Linked DNA regions of Homo sapiens: region 2 is linked to region 1. A link is an interaction called in ENCODE POLR2A ChIA-PET data of the cell type or tissue named here. Cell type or tissue: PC-9. All regions are shown on one strand.

What was found. ChIA-PET counts read pairs that join two places held together with the same protein. Peaks named below come from ENCODE experiments on the same cell type or tissue, not always from the same donor. Only the 100,000 strongest peaks of a DNase experiment are listed, where the experiment ranks them.
Region 2: POLR2A ChIA-PET joins it to region 1 with 12 read pairs; 3 of 35 experiments call an interaction of 5 or more read pairs at or near these places.

The regions. Positions count from the first base shown.
Region 1 is chr12:116,292,669-116,300,668 of GRCh38, forward strand. No RefSeq gene overlaps it. Among named protein-coding and RNA genes, the nearest start is that of MED13L, 19 kb to the left of the region's middle. In PC-9, a CTCF peak has its summit at 6,501; DNase peaks (open chromatin) are centred at 3,366 and 6,593.
Region 2 is chr12:116,406,655-116,414,654 of GRCh38, forward strand. No RefSeq gene overlaps it. Among named protein-coding and RNA genes, the nearest start is that of MIR4472-2, 18 kb to the right of the region's middle. In PC-9, a CTCF peak has its summit at 101; a DNase peak (open chromatin) is centred at 77; H3K27ac peaks cover 501 bases.

The sequences.
Region 1 (8,000 bases):
TTCCACTACTGGGTGTGTCTCACCTGACTCCACCATTCCCTTATTAGTGGGTCCTTGGTGCTCCTCTGTTTTTCACTACTACAAACAAGGCTACATCCATGAGCTTGCATAGTTATTTGCAAACTTGCATGAGTTTTTCATTAAAACAAACTTCCAGAAGTAGAATTGTGGGTCAAAAGACATGAAAGATTGCAATTTTGGTAGGTTTTTGCAAAAGGTGATACTGATTTATACTTCCACCAAGAGTGGGGGAGGTTACCTGCTTCAGAAGGGTCCTTGCTTCACTGCAGCCCTGCCTGCACTGAGTATTACTGATGGAGATGAATATCAAATCCATGTTGCTGAGGGGCTCAGAATCAGCAAGACCAGCGCCTCCCTAATTATTGGATTTGTTACAGGCGTCCAGTCTCCTGGTCTCCTGAGAGAATTGTGGAAACTGACATAGGATTGACAACTTCTTGTTTTGCTAAGAAAGAATCAAAAATCAAAATAAAACCAAAGCTACTATCTACAAAACACAGTACCTTCTCTCATCTTATAAATAAAAGGACATTTTACTGCATTGAAAAATTGGAAAGGCAAACTCTGAGAATAAAAGAAATCAAATTGTAATACATTTGAACTTTGGTTTATTAGTATTATGTTATTACTATTTCACTGTGAACTTGGGGAAAGAATGCAGCAAGGGGCTTGTGGATGGGTTTGGATGGAAGCCTAGTTACTACCAGTAGGCCTGCGTAGGTGACCCTGTGAGGGATCTAAATGAGAACAAAAGGTAGTTGGAAAAAAAATGAAACTGAACAGGGGAAAGAAATGAAAGTGTTACAATTAGCTAATTGGGCCCAGTTCTTCTGGATATAGCTTTATCTCCCCCACTGTGCGCAGAGCTCTTCTCCACATCAAAGACCACTCGCACGCCTGGAGAATTGGAACCGATGTTTATGGAGTGCTTTGAAGATGTAAAGTACTGTTTAAATGCTAAGTATCATTATTATTACTTTACATTTTAAATACCTTTTTTTTTTGGTGGGGATTTTTAATACGTTTGCAATTTGATTTAATGTGCGAGCAAGCCTGTCTGCTACATCATACTTCAATTCTGGCTTAGGTGAGGCAAGGAACCCAATGTACCTTTGGAATACAGAACCAAGCTCACCACCTTGTCCTTGTAAATTGTGTTTTCCAGGAAGATGAACACTGTCAATCAGATGCTGTCAGTTTATGTAAGAACATGTCTCAAGATCTAATTGAAATACAGTATCTTTCCAGGCAGAGTTGATAGAGTTATCACATTACAGATTTTATTTGACTCTGCATCTCAATTCATTCCTTTGTATAGTTTCCAGATTTCTTCATAAAACAGAAATTAGACACAGTCTTGACATTAGAATTTCACGAAGAAGCAATCAAATCCAAATTACTTCCAAGAAAGAAAGGACTATAAAAGTAACTAAACAAAATGAAAGAAAAAGACATTCTGGAGGGCCCTAGTTCATGAATTAATTTTGTTATTTGGTTCTTGGGACAAATCCAACTTAATTTAAGAGGTTGCCAGACATAAAACACAAGGAAAAACTTTTGCCTCTGTGGCCAGCAGGAGCTTGGAGAGAAACACGGTAAAGTTTGAAAGTTTTGTTTACTTTTCATCTTTGGTTTTGCATAGAACTCAGACAATAAACTGGTCACTATCCCTTCTTCAGCTTATAAAGACTTGACTGGTCAGTATCCCTTTCATGTGTTCACTGTGTGTTAATAGATTTTTTTTCCAGCATTGGTGGGGGATTTTTTAAATTAAAGAATCATCAAACTTAAATGAATTCCTGGACATAAAACTTGGATCCAAAATGGAACATAGTCATTGGACCTTTTCAATTTCCTATGGTAACCAAAGACCAAACTGTGTTTTAAAAACTGTTGTAGTAATGAGATTCACAAGAGGTATCGAGTTACTAAGTGGCTTTTAGCCTCTTTTGAAACTAAAGTAAAGGAAAATCTCATTAATTTGAACTGTGCTAATAATGGCATTTGTTATAATTCAACCTGGCCTGAGCTGCAGTTTACCTTTAGTCTACCTGTGAAGAAAAGTTTACCAGAGTAACTGTGTCAAGAAGATTGTACAGGGCGCATTCCATGTCTTCAAAAGAGTAAATTGCCGTAAGGCTTTTAGCACCTCACTCTTACCCAAATAAATTCCTGCCAAATCCAGATGAGTTTTAAATGTTGATTAGAGCAGAAGAAAAGTACTACTACTTGGAAACCCTTTCTTTGTCAGGGTCTCCTCTGTACTCAAAAGGAATAAAGGTTCATTTTGTTTAAGGATTCTAAACAGTCTCTTTAATACAGAAAGACCTCTTAACCTGCCCTTCACACCAGTTGTTATGAACGCATGAGGCTTCATTGAAGCAGTAGCAAAGATCTGTAATTACAAGCACTAACAAGGGAATGAACTCAAAGGAATGTTTTTTCCCACTTGTATGTGTCAGGCCATGAGCTTAGCACTTTCTGATTTCTTTACATTGTGCCTGGTGCCTGGTTACCAACAGATTCTTAGCAGAGAATCATATTTACTATTAATCTGTATCTTTTTCCAGCTATACCAGAATATTAACATCCATTGGCCTCATTGGCATCAATGGCCAGGTAAAAGATTGTCAAAGGAAAAGGAGGGACCTATGTATAAAGAAATAGATAATAGATGATAGACAGATGGATGGAAGAGTAGATAGATAGTAGGCGAAGAGAGATGGATGGATGATGGAGGTCAGATGAATGGATGAATAAATGATGGAAAATGGATGGATGGGTAGATGGATGGAGGATGGAAGATGGATGATGGAGGGATGGAGGATGAAGGATGAGTGGATGGAGGATGAAGGATGGGTGGGTGGATGGATAATGGATGGATGGATGGATAGATGATGGATGGATGGATGGATGGATGGATGAAAGGATGGATGAATGGATGAATGGGTAGATGAATGATGGATGGATGAATGGATGGATGAATGGGCAGACAGAACTATTCAAAGCAAAGAAACTTTAAACATACTATCCAGGTGTCAGTGAGTAATTTTTCTTTCCATTTCTTCAGTTTTCCATTGAATCAAGGACAGTGGCAGGGCACATTGGATATCTATGAAACAAGAATGGCACAGCCCTTCTGGCTATCGCAGTGGACTCTGTATCTGGAGCTCATCAGATGAGGTCCAAAGTCTGTAAGAAACCAACAGGAGGAGCTGAAGCAGGCTAGATCCCAGTCTGTTAGGGAAGCTGGAGAAAGGGTCAGTGTGGCGGCTGCATGCACCAAGTAAACACAGAGGTTCTGCTAACTTGAAGGATTGGTTTGATACTGTGATGCTTGAGTTTTGTTTTCCTTCCCACAGTATTACTTAATGGATGTAATTTAATGGGTGCCAAAAGTCTCCAAATCTCTCTTCCCTACTAGAAGGAAATGCCTTAAATTCTCACCATTCCATTCACATTTTTTTAATTCAAAAAGCTTTTTGCTTTATTAGATTATAAAAATAACATTAACAAGTAAATAAATAAGATAAAATGAGAGAGCAAAAGGAAAAGAAACGCAAGCTCTCCATTAAATATTCAAACAATATGGAAGAATATTAATGAGCAAGTGAAAATGACCTACAATTCCATCATTCCATGATATGCACTACTAACATGTTGAAAAATATCTAATGAAGCAATAAAAGCAGCATATTTAAAGATCTACCATGCTCCAGGCACTGGATTACAGGGGACAATGTTTGTCCTTTGGGACTTCATAAGCTTCTGAAGGAAACAAATGAGGTATTATAAGTGTGATGAGTGTTTTGCAACTTGTTTTCTGCACTCAACAACGTGTCATAGGCATCTTCGTGTGTGTGTGTGTGTGTATGTGTATGCATATATCAGGGATGAAAATATCACTAAGTATTTATCAACTTTTCACCTATTCTTTCTTCTAAAGAAGATTCTGCCTTTGCCTCCCTAATCCCTAGACCTTTTGTTGGACCCATCAGGGACTGGAGAAGCTAAGAGTGAGTACATTGACTTGCAATTTGCACAAGGAAGGACCTGAAGCCACCTGGGGTAGAACAGAGTAGATCAAAAAGGGAGTAAGGCCAGGCATAATGGCTCATGCCTGTAATCCCAACTCTTTGGGAGGCTGAGGCAGAAGGATCACTTGAGCCCAGGAGTTTGAGCTTGCAGTGAGCTATGATGGTGTCACTGCACTCCAGCCTGGGCAACAGAGCAAGACCGTCATCATTACAAAAATTAAAAAAAAAAAAATTAGGCATGGTGGCACCTGATTGTGGTCCTAGCCTCTCAGGAGGCTGAGGTGTGAGCCCAGGAGTTCCAGGTTGCAGCGAGGTATGATGGCACCACTGTACTCCAGGCTGGGCCATACAACAAGACCCTGTCTCTTACAATTAAAAAAAAAAGTGGGGAGGAGTGGATGAATGAAGAAGGAAAGAGTGCCTGAAGAAAAGAATATAATAGCCCACACTGAAATTGGGAGGAAATGAGGAGAAGCATTTAAGGAAGTAGCTGTTACAATGAGGGAGACTTGAGGATCGTACGGATTGCTCAAAGAGGCTTCAGTTCAGATATCAATTATTTTCCAATGCTGGTGATTCTTTGGTATGTGATTCTTTGGTTGAGACTGGCCACAGTTTGGCTCATTGTAGTCTGATAGCACATAAAACTACCTCATTCTTTTTGATGGCTGTATAGTGTTCCATTGTGTGAGTGTAAACAAACTTTATTTACTCCTTTCCCTTTAGGCTGAGATGTAGGTCATTAGATCTATTTTTGCTATTAAATATAGACACTGTGATGGACATCTTTCCAAATAGGCTTACTTCTAAAAAGTGAAAGATAGGTAGGTGAATGAAGACAGGGAAATAGGAAAGAAAGGAGAAGAAAGAAAGAAAAAAGAAACAGCAAGAGAAAAAGAAAGAAAGGAAAGAAAGAAAGAAAAAGAAAGAAAGAAAGAAAGAAAGAAAGAGGAAGGAAGGAGGGAAGGAAGGAAGAAAAAACTGTGGTTTATCTATACAACACAATACTACTCATTCACAAAAAAGAATGAAATATTGATACACAAAACATGGATGAATCTAAAATTAATTACACGAATGAAAGAAACTTCTGTATGTTTCCATTTCTATAAAATTCTAGAAAGAAAACAGACCAGTAGTTGCCTGGGTACTGGGATGTGGGACAGGAGAGAGGGATGACAAAGGGGCATGAGGCCATTTTTGGGAATGATCCTATATTAATGATCTTGATTGTGGGATAGTTTCACAGGGGTACACATAAGTTAAAATTATTAAACTGTACACTTTAAACATGTGCAGACTATTGCATGTCTGTTATACCTTAATAAAACTAATAAAGTAGATGATGATAGGCAGACAGATGGGAGTGGCCTTTTAAGGTGAACAAGAGAAGAAAGGGGACCCAGCCGAGTGATTTAGGAACAGTTGGCTTGGGGCCTGGGGAGAAAGGCAGAGAGTATACTGTGGATTTCTGTGGGACACCACAGTGCAGAGGGGTGTTTTTAGAGGGCAGCCCTGATAAGATAGCTTCTAGGATTGAGGAGATGGGCAAGGCTAAGACCCAAGTCCCACCTCATACTAATTTCCCAGCTGCAGCATAGATCTGTTTTTGACCCCTCTGCAATACAGAACTTGAAGTGGTTAAAAGGCTGGGGCAGCCCTAGGTTCGTGTACTAGCTCTGATCCTTTTTGTTTGTTTTTTGAGACAGGATGTCACTCTGTCACCCAGGAGGGAGTGTAGTGGCATGATCATGGCTTACTGCAGCCTCAACCTCCTGGACTCAAGCGATCCTCCCACCCCAGCCTCCTGAGTAGCTGGGACCACAGGCATGTGCCATCATGCCCAGCTAATTTTTTATTTTTATTTTTCATAGAGATGGGGTCTCACTATGTTACCCAGGCTGGTCTCAAACTCCTGGGTTCAAGTGATCCTCCCACTTCAGCCTCCCAAACTGTTGGGATTATAGGTGTGAGCCACCGTGCCTGGCCTGACTCTGCTCCTTTTTAACTTTGTGGACTTGGCAGGTGAAGCCCCCTTTCTGAGCCTCAGTTTTCTCATCTGTAAAATGGGGATAGTAAGTAGTACCTACAATAAAGTGTTTGCGAGACATTGTGAAATAAAGGCACAGAGTGCTTAGCAAACTGTGTGACACATAGTGGGCACTGAATAATAGTTTATTTTATTTTTTTATACAGTATTTAAGAGATTAAGAGCTGGGACTCTGGAGTCAGGCCAACCCAAATTCAAATCCCAGATAATCGACTTTGAGCAGGTGACTTAAATTCTCTGAGTTTCATCTCCTCATCTATAACCTGGAGACGATACACATGCATTGGTTAAAAGCCTGGAAGGAAACAGAGGGCACACTCAAACTGAGTAATTTGAGGAGAGTTTAACATAGAGATTATTTGCACAGGTGTGGGCAGAATTTAGGACTATCAACAGGGTAGAGTGTGATACCTGGGTTGGCAAAGGGAGGTGCTGTTACTACCCCTGGGCTTGCAAGGACTAGAAGGGTCAATTGCCAAACCTGAAAAGGCGGAGCTGTATGGAGAAGGTCACCCAACAGGAAATGTGGCATTTGGAAGAGGCACAGCCAGTCCATGGCAACATAGAAAGGAGAAGTGTGGGGGACAAGTGTCCCAAACTCATTGTCTTCCTTCCTCCGATCTCCTGCCAGTGCCTCTTCTCTCCTTAGACAAACCCAACTAGGGGCCAGAGGGCCAGGGAGCCAACGGGAACAGCTCAGCCCCAAAGGTTCAGAGTAGGAGGACAAAAGGATGAGTGAACCTAGAGGGGCGAAAAGATTAAATTCAATAGGTAAAGGTCCAATCTCATGGGATTAATAGCAACTCCTGAGTAATCAATGAGATCAGGTTAATAAAGCATCTAGCACATAGTAAGGCTCCCCTAAGTGGCAGCAGCCCATGGTTACCCTGGAACCAACCCTAGCTAGATTCTCAGGGTTGCTGCCTGGCCAGCCTTGACCCAACCCACAGTGCTGGGAATGGAACAGAGCTGATCTTCTCCTACTTTCTGTGTTTACTTAGAGAAAACTTGGCTGCTTAGAGCCAGAAGAGGTTGACTGTGGTTTTCTGCAACAGCTGGGGGTGAGGGGAGGCAGAGAGAGGGGAGCTGGAACATATTAGGACTCCTGAAAGCCAAGAGACCCCAGAGCCCGGGAATCTGAGAAGAGTCCACACGCAGAACAGCATTTGCTTGCTGTCACTTTGCCAAGAGATTGTGGATTTCAGGGCTGAGTGGCAAGTCCTGGGACCTCATCCCCAGGAGGCAGGGCCACGGGGCTGCACCCAGGGCCGGCTATGTGGAATGTGCTGCTCTTGGAAGCGACTGAGGCTCTCGCTTTTTAAAATTGGCCTGTAAATCTCCGTATAGTTTTCAGGGTTTAGGAATTTTATTTTATCTGGATTAAAGTCATGTTCTGCTTTGGCATCGGAAGGCGTTTATGACTGTTAAAACAAGAAATGAAAAATATAGGCTTGGAATCAGAGAGGCTGCCTCCTGCCAGACTTTTAGGGGTTTGTCTTGGGGGCCAGGCTGAAGGTTTTCTGCCCCTTCTCTGACTGCTCTGGTGTTTCTTGATAAAGTTGGGGCTGCCTGAATCTGAGCAGCAAACGCAATAGCCTGGGAGGGTCTGTTAGGAAGGAAACCTTTTTCTTTGCTTAGGTGAGCTCTACCAGTCTCTGTTTTCCCCCTCTAGGGAAATGTACACTCTCTGGAGCATTGTTTAAAGGGTTTTCTCACATTGCCGGCACCTGGCTGCACTTGGTCTAGGAGGCAGATGGCTTAGGACTTTTGATTCATCAGGGCTTGGGATGACTTTACATTCCCCCAAATTGCCATTTTGGGCAGGATTTACATAACTGAGATTCCAGCTTTCTTTGGCCTAGTTTTGCCATTTTCTCTATTCCGTTTTGCTT
Region 2 (8,000 bases), 110 kb after region 1:
AAAGGAGAGCTCAGTTTACAACCAATAAAAATAACTCAGGGGTGACAAACAGCTCCAGGGCCCCAGGGGACGCTCTTATGCAATCTGCCTTGATTTCACAAGCCCTACATGGAGCTGTCAGCAGAGGCAGACTGAGATGCACGCCCTGGCTGACACCACAGGGCAAGGCCCCTCTGGCTGCAATGACTGGGAACAGTGACTTTGGCTGTGACTGGAGGTGGCTCATTTACAACAGAAGACATGCAAAAATAGCGCAGCTGATGGATTGGTTGGTTGTTGGTTGACTGACTGATTTAAATACATAGTATTTCTTTTTCTTTTTAGGCAAAGTATACTAACAATGGATGATCTCAGTAGAAAATTCAGAGTATGCATAGGCCAAAAGGAAACAAATAAAAACTACCAGCTGGGCGTGATGGTTCACACCTGTGATCCCAGGATTTTGGGAGGCCGAAGCGGGAGGATTGCTTGAGCCCAGATGTTTGAGACCAGATTGGGCAATATAGGGAGACCTCAGCTCTACAAAACACAAAAAAATTAGCTGGGCATGGTGGTGCACACCTATGGTCCTAGCTACTTGAGAGGCTGAGCCTGGAGGATCACTTGAACCTGGTAGGTCAAGGCTGCAGTGAGCTATGATTATGCCACCACACTCCAGCCTGGGCAATAGAGCAAGACCCTGTCTCTAAACACAATAAAATACAAACTACCCATAGTCCAACTACCGAGAGAGCACCACTGTTACTTTCAGCCTTTCAGGCTTTTCTAGAAGCCAAAAGCATATAGTGCCGAGCTTCAGACTCTGATGCCAGACCACCTGAGTTCCACTCCTAGGCTGCTTAACATCTCTTGCACCATCTTCCCATCAGTGAAATGGGAATATCAATCACAGCCTTTATTACTTTGTTGTATGGTTAGGGATTTTCTGTTTTTTACTGTGAAAGAGGTCAAGAGGAAGAGCCTTGTGGTTAAGTCTTTGTGTACATTCTTTTCTTTTTCTTTCTTTCTTCTTTTTTTTTGAAATGGTGTCTCACTCTGTCGCCCAGGCTGACATGCAATGGCGCCATCATGGCTCACTGCAGCCTCAAGCTCCTGGGCTCAAGCAGTCTCCCTACCTCAGCCTCTCATGTAGCTGAGACTACAGGTATGTAGTCTCACACTTGGCTAATTTTTAAAATTTTTGTAGAGATGGGGTCTCACAAGTTTACCTAGGCTGGTCTTGAACTTCTGGCCTCAAGTGATCCTTCTGCCTTGGCCTTCCAAAGTGTTGGGGTTACAGGTGTGAGCCACTGCACCTCGCCTGTGTACATTTGGAATGATATCTTAGGATAAATTATTGGGAGGGCAACTACAGTGTCTAAGAGAGTACCCATTTTGTTTCATCTCCTGCCAAATCAGGAAACTGATTAAAATGAGCTACTTGGTGACTGGTAAATTAAATGAGCTATGCTGTGGCCCATGCCTGTAACCCCAGCACTTTGGGAGGCTGAGGCCAGCGCATCACTTGAGGTCAGGAGTTTGAGACCAGCCTGGCCAACATGGTGAAACCCCATCTCCACTAAAAATACAAAAATTAGCCGGGCATGGTGGTAGGCAACTGTAATCCCAGCTACTCAGGAGGCTGAGGCAGGAGAATCACTTGAACCTGGGAGGTAGAGGTTGCAGTGAGCCAAGATCACACCACTGCACTCCAGCCTGGGCGATTGAGAAAAAAATAAATAAATAAGAGAAGGATCTGGCTTGGAATCCTGGCTTGCCATCCCACTGGCTGTGTGACCTTGAGCAAGTGGCTTCCCATTGCTGGGCCCCAGTGTTCTGGGCTAATATGAAGCCATCTCTTAGGGAAGGTTGTCATCGGGTTAGAAATAATGGGTGAACAGGACAGAGCACGTAATCTGGTGCTCATCGTAAAGATCGTAGTAGTAGTAGCCATTATTATTTATACTAGCCCAGAGGGAGATGGATTTTCACATGCGTAACAGAAAGAGGCAGCGGGAGCAAGCTGTGGTCACAAGGGCATTCTGCAGGAATGTTACAGAGAGAAGAGAGAAGACCTCTGCCAGTGGGGTGGAGGCTGCTGGACTGAATGTTCATGTCACCCCCAAATCCTTATGTTGAAATCTTAACCCTGAATATGATGGTGTGAGGAGCAGGCCTTTGGGATGTAATCAGGTCATTCATGAATGGGGTTAGTGCCCTTATAAAAGGGACCCCAGAGAGTTCTCTCACCCTCTCTCCACCACGCGAGGATACAATGAGAAGTTGGCCGTCTGCATCCTGGAGGAGGGCCCCAACCAGAACCTGGCCATACTGACACTCTGATCTCGAAATTCCAGCCTCCAGAACTGTGAGCAATAAATTTCTGTTGTTGCTAAGCCACCCAGTCTATGGTACTTTGTTACAGCAACGAGGGCTTTCTGTAGTCCTGTTGGAGCTGGACAAACACTGAGGCCTCAGATGCCCAGAATTCATATGCTCCAAGAGGCTTCCTTTTGTTTTTGAGACAGAGTCTCCCTCTGTCACTGAGGCTGGAGTGAAGTGGTGCAATCTCGGCTCACCGCAACCTCTGCCTCTAGTGTTCAAGCAATTCTCCTGCCTCAACCTCCTGAGTAGCTGGGGTTACAGGCGTGTGCCACTACGCCCAGCTAATTTTTGTATTTTTAGTAGAGACAGGGTTTTGCCATATTGGCCAGGCTGGTCTTGAACTCCTGACCTCAGGTGATCTGCCTCGGCCTCCCAAAGTGCTGGGATTACAGGTGTGAGCCACCGCACCCGGTCTCCAGGAGGCTTTCTGTGTGTACACACGCATGTGTGTGCACACATACACACACACACGTTCATTCAGCTCAATGCAACCAGCCACTTTCTGCTGTTTAAGAGAAGACAAGCACTGTGCTAGGTGCTAGGGATACAGACATGAATGAGGCACAATTTTTGTCCTTAAGAAAAGCACAATTTTGTAGGAAACCACAAAAGGAAGCACGATCACATCATGTGTCCTGCGCAGTGGCTAAGATGGACTCCGGTGAGAGGCATTTAACCCATCCATATGCCTCTAAATCGAAATCCCATGCTGTTGCATATCCTTCCTAGATTGATTGAGAGCCAAGTTTCATACACAGGAGGGGATTCTTTATTGGGGGATGTGGTTTTTTTGAGTGACATGTTCTCAGGAGAAAGGAGAGAGGAGGCAGGACAGGGCAGGAGAGTTGCTAAGGATGGCAACTGCTGGAGTCTCAGCCTGGTCCCGCAGGGAGCTCTGGATACACAGTTTGCAGTTCGTTATTAATATTTCCTTCATTGAGGTAAGGGGCGGGCCCTTCACACCCTTGTCAATCAGTCATTGGCTGTGGGCTGCTCTGGGGGTGGGAGCAGAGAAGGTGAGACTGCTCCCACTTGATCGAGGACAGCCCTCTAGGAAAAGGTGCAACTCTGAGCTGTTAGCAGCCAAGACTCATAGTGGCAGGGAGTGAAGGCGCCAGCAGCATCTTTGAACCACTTCTCCTTCTCCATCCCCAACCCTTCACATGGGTAGGCTCCCAGGCCCACAGACACTGCAGATAGAAAAATCAAGTTTGGCCAGGCATGGTAACTCATGCCAGTAATCCCAGCACTTCAGGAGGCTGAGGCAGGAGGATCACTTGAGCCCAGGAGTTTCAGAGCAGCCTGGGCACCAAATCAAGACTGTACAAAAAATTTAAGAAGTTTGCCAGATACACTGGCTTTTTGCCTGTAGTCCCAGCTACTCAGGAGGCTGAGGCAGGAGGATCTCTGGAATCCGGGAATTTGAGGTTGCAGTAAGCTATGATCATGCCACTGCATTCCAGCCTGGGTAACAGAGCAAGAACCTGGCTCTAAATAAATAAATAAATAAATAAAGCCGAGTTTGCAGCTATCACAGACTCTCAGCTGAAAAAACCCTTAAAGATCACCTAATCCATCCCCTAGATTTTGATGATGAGGCCTGAAGAGGCTCAGTCATTTGTCTACAGCTGTTGTGACAAACTCCAAAGCCATAGGGGCCAGGCAGGAAAAACAGATGCTGTCTAAGGTTCTAAGGAGTGGTGAGGACTGTGGCAAACTGGAGACAGGGGTTTCTCTAATGGGTCGCAGCAGCCTGGTTCCTACAGCCACGAGGGAATGAGGGCCCAGAGTGATTGGCGCCTCTGAATTTCCCCAGAGAAGCTGGAAGTCGTGTGTGTGTGTGTGTGTGTGTGTGTGTGTGTTCTGTGTGAAATCTTTCTGTTTTGAAATGTTGGCAACTCTTGGAAATTCTTGAGAACACTGTATGGGCCAAGGAAAATATGTCAGTGGATGAGACTTGGCCCCAGGGTCACCAGTGTGCAGTGTCTGGTCTATGGCCTGAGGCACGTGGGAAGTGCAGCAAGGATTCCTGGATTAAGGGGCTTTCTATCATGCCAGTAACAGGACGAGAGAAGAAACAGACCAGATGCGGGAGGAGAGAAGGAAGAGGGCTCCAGAGGAAGGAAATGGGAACAGAAACAGAAACCTGGGGCTTGCGGGTGCAGGGGGACACTCATCTCCAGGGTCTCCAGGGTAAGCTGGAAGGGGAAGCCCGGGGCTTACTGGTATTGTTTTGTTTCGTTTTGTTTAAATGAGGATGAAATTCACATAACATTAACTGTTTTGTTGTTGTTGTTGTTGTTGTTTTGAGATGGAGTCTCTCTCTGTTGCCCAGGCTGGAGTGCAGTGGTGCAATCTTGGCTCACTACAACTTCTGCCTCCTGGGTTCAAGCGATTCTCCTGCCTCAGCTTTCTGAGTAGCTGGGATTACAGGCGCCCACCACCATGCCCGGCTAATTTTTGTATTTTTGTTAGAGACAGGGTTTCACCATGTTGGCCAGGGTGGTCTCGAACTCCTGACCTCAGACGATCTGCCTGCCTTGGCCTCCCAAAGTGCTGGGATTACAGGCATGAGCCACTGTGCCTGGCCTAACAATAACTATTTTAAAGCATACAATTCAATGGCATTAAGTATATCCACAATATTGTACAACCATCAGCTCTATCTAGGCTCCAAAACTCTTTTTTTTTTTTTTTTTTTTTTTTTGAGATAGGGTCTCACTCTGTCTCCCAGGCTGGAGTGCAGCGGCACAATCTTGGCTCACTGAAGCCTCAGTCTCCCCAGGCTCAAGTGATTCTCCCACCTCACGCCCCTCAAGTAGCTGGGAACATAAGTGCACGCCACTATGCCTGGCTAATTTTATTTTATTTTTGTATTTTTTGTAGAGACAGTGTTTTGCTATGTTGGCCAGGCTGGTCTTGCACTCCTGAGCTCAAGCGATCCACCCGCCTCAGCCTCCCAAAGTGCTGGAGATATAGGCATGAGACACTGTGCCTGGCCCCAAAACTTTTTATCGACTCAAATGGAAACCCCATACCTGTTAGCAAGCACTTCCCATTCCCTCCTTCCCAGCCCATGGCAACCATGAATCTGCTTTCTGTCTCCCTGGATGTACTCATTCTGGACAGTTCATATAAATGGAATTACAGACTATCTGGCCTTTTGCGCCTGGCTTCTTCCACTTAGCTAATTTTTTTTTTTTTTTTTTTTTTTTTTTTGGCAGAGTATCACTCCATCACCCAGACTGGAGTGCAGTGGCTCAATCCTTGATCTTGGCTCACTGCAACCTCTACCTCCCAAGCTCAAGTGATTCCCATACCTCAGCCTCCCGAGTAGTTGGGATTACAGGGATCTGTCACCCTGCCCAGCTACCTTTTGTATTTTTAGCAGACATGGGGTTTCGCCATGTTGGCCAGGCTGGTCTTGAACTTCTGACCTGAAGCGATCCTCCTGCCTCAGCCTCCCAAAGTGCTGGGATTACAGGCCGTGAGCCACCGCACCCGGCCGGCCTGTTTTGGGGTTCATCCACACTGTAGGATGCATCAATACTTCATCCATTGATGGTTATTCGGGTTGTCCTGCAGTTGTGGATAGACCCAGGGCTCACTTTTCAAAGGGAGGTAATCCACCCTAGCGTTTAGGAACATAGGGGCCACGGACCCATGAGGTACAGCAGACACAATGCCTAGGGCCCATGAAAATGTCTTCATTTCTCTCTCTCTTTTTTTTTGAGACAGAGTCTTGCTCTGTTACCCAGACTGGAGTGCAGTAGTGCGATCTTGGCTCACTGCAACCTCTGCCTCACGGGTTCAAGTGATTCTTCTGCCTCAGACTCTCGAGTAGCTGGGATTATAGGCATGCACCACCAGGCCTGGCTAATTTTTGGATTTTTAGTAGAGACGGGGTTTCGCCATGTTGGCCAGGCTGGTCTTGAACTACTGACCTCAAGTGATCCACTGGTCTTGGCCTCCCAAAGTGCTGGGATTACAGGCGTGAGCCACTGTGCCCGGCCCAGTGCGGTTTCCATTTCTCTTAAAATCAGAAGGGAAAAGTCCCTAACTTTCAGGATTGAATAAAATGTCTTAATTTTTAATTCTGCCTGGATTATATTTCTCTTTATATTAAGGCAGCATAAAATACAATTATGCTTGAAAGGGCCCACAAAGGCAGGAGTGCCTAGGACCCACAAAGACTGGCCCTGTGGGGACACAGAAAATTGAGGACTCGGGAGTTGGGAAAACTTCTTAGTAGCTTTGTGACTGTTCACCCCAGGGCTGGTCCTTGTCTTGTTGAATGTCGCATCCCTCACTGCCAGAACAGTGCTTGGCCCATCGTAGGGGCTCAATAATTTTTTTTTTTTTTTGAGACGGAGTTTCGCTCTTGTTGCCCAGGCTGGAGTGCAATGGCGCAATCTCGGATCCCCACAAACTCCGCCTCTCGGATTCAAACGATTCTCCTGCCTCAGCCTCCCGAGTAGCTGGGATTACAGGCATGTGCCACCACGCCCGGCTAATTTTGTATTTTTAGTAGAGAGGGGGTTTCTCCATATTGTTCAGGCTGGTCTCGAACTCACGACCTCGGGTGATCCACCCGCCTTGGCCTCCCAAAGTGCTGGGATTACAGGCATGAGCCACCGTGCCCAGCCAATAAATATTTTTTAAGTTAATTAATCTGAGATGAGTCACTGCACTCATCTCCCAGGCTGGAGCACAATGGCGCGATCTTGGCTCACTGGAACCTCCACCTCCTGGGTTCAAGCAATTCTCCTGTCTCAGCCTCCCAAGTAGCTGAGACTACAGGCACGTGCCACCATGCCCGGCTAATTTTTGTATTTTTAGTAGAGATGGGGTTTCACCATATTGGCCAGGCTGGTCTCAAACTACTGACCTCATGATCTGCCTGCCTTGGCCTCCCAAAGTGCTGGGATTACAGGCGTGAGCCACTGCACCCAGCCAGTGTCACTGCACTTTTCTATGCCTCGGTTTCCTCACCTGAGATGAGGAAAGCTAATGTTATCTCTCAGGGGAGTTGGGAGGATGAGGAAGCTTGCAGCACGTGGAAGCTTTCTTCCCTGGTTTTTTAATGGCAGGGTGGGTAGCAAATTTACTAGAAGCAAATTTCCATCAATACTGAGGAGCAAGGCAAAAAACAAGAAACAAAACTGGCCGGGCGCGGTGGCTCATGCCTGTAATCCCAGCACTCTGGGAGGCCGAGGCGGGCGGATCTCAAGGTCAGGAGATCGAGATCATCCTGGCGAACACGGTGAAACCCCGTCTCTACTAAAAATACAAAAAATTAGCCGGGCGTGGTGGCGGGCGCCTGTAGTCCCAGCTACTCGGGAGGCTGAGGCAGGAGAATGGTGTGAACCCGGGAGGCAGAGCTTGCAGTCAGCCGAGATCGCGCCACTGCACTCCAGCCTGGGGGACAGAGAGAGACTCCATCTCAAAAAAAAAGAAAAAAAAGAAACAAAACTAAGGAGCAGCTGGGCACGGTGGCTCACGCCTGTAATCCCAGCACTTTGGGAGGCTGAGGTGGGTGGATCACTTGAGGTCAGACGTTCAAGACTAGCCTGGCCAACATGGCGAAACCCCATCTCTCTACTAAAAATACAAAACTTAGCCGGGCGTGGTGGTGT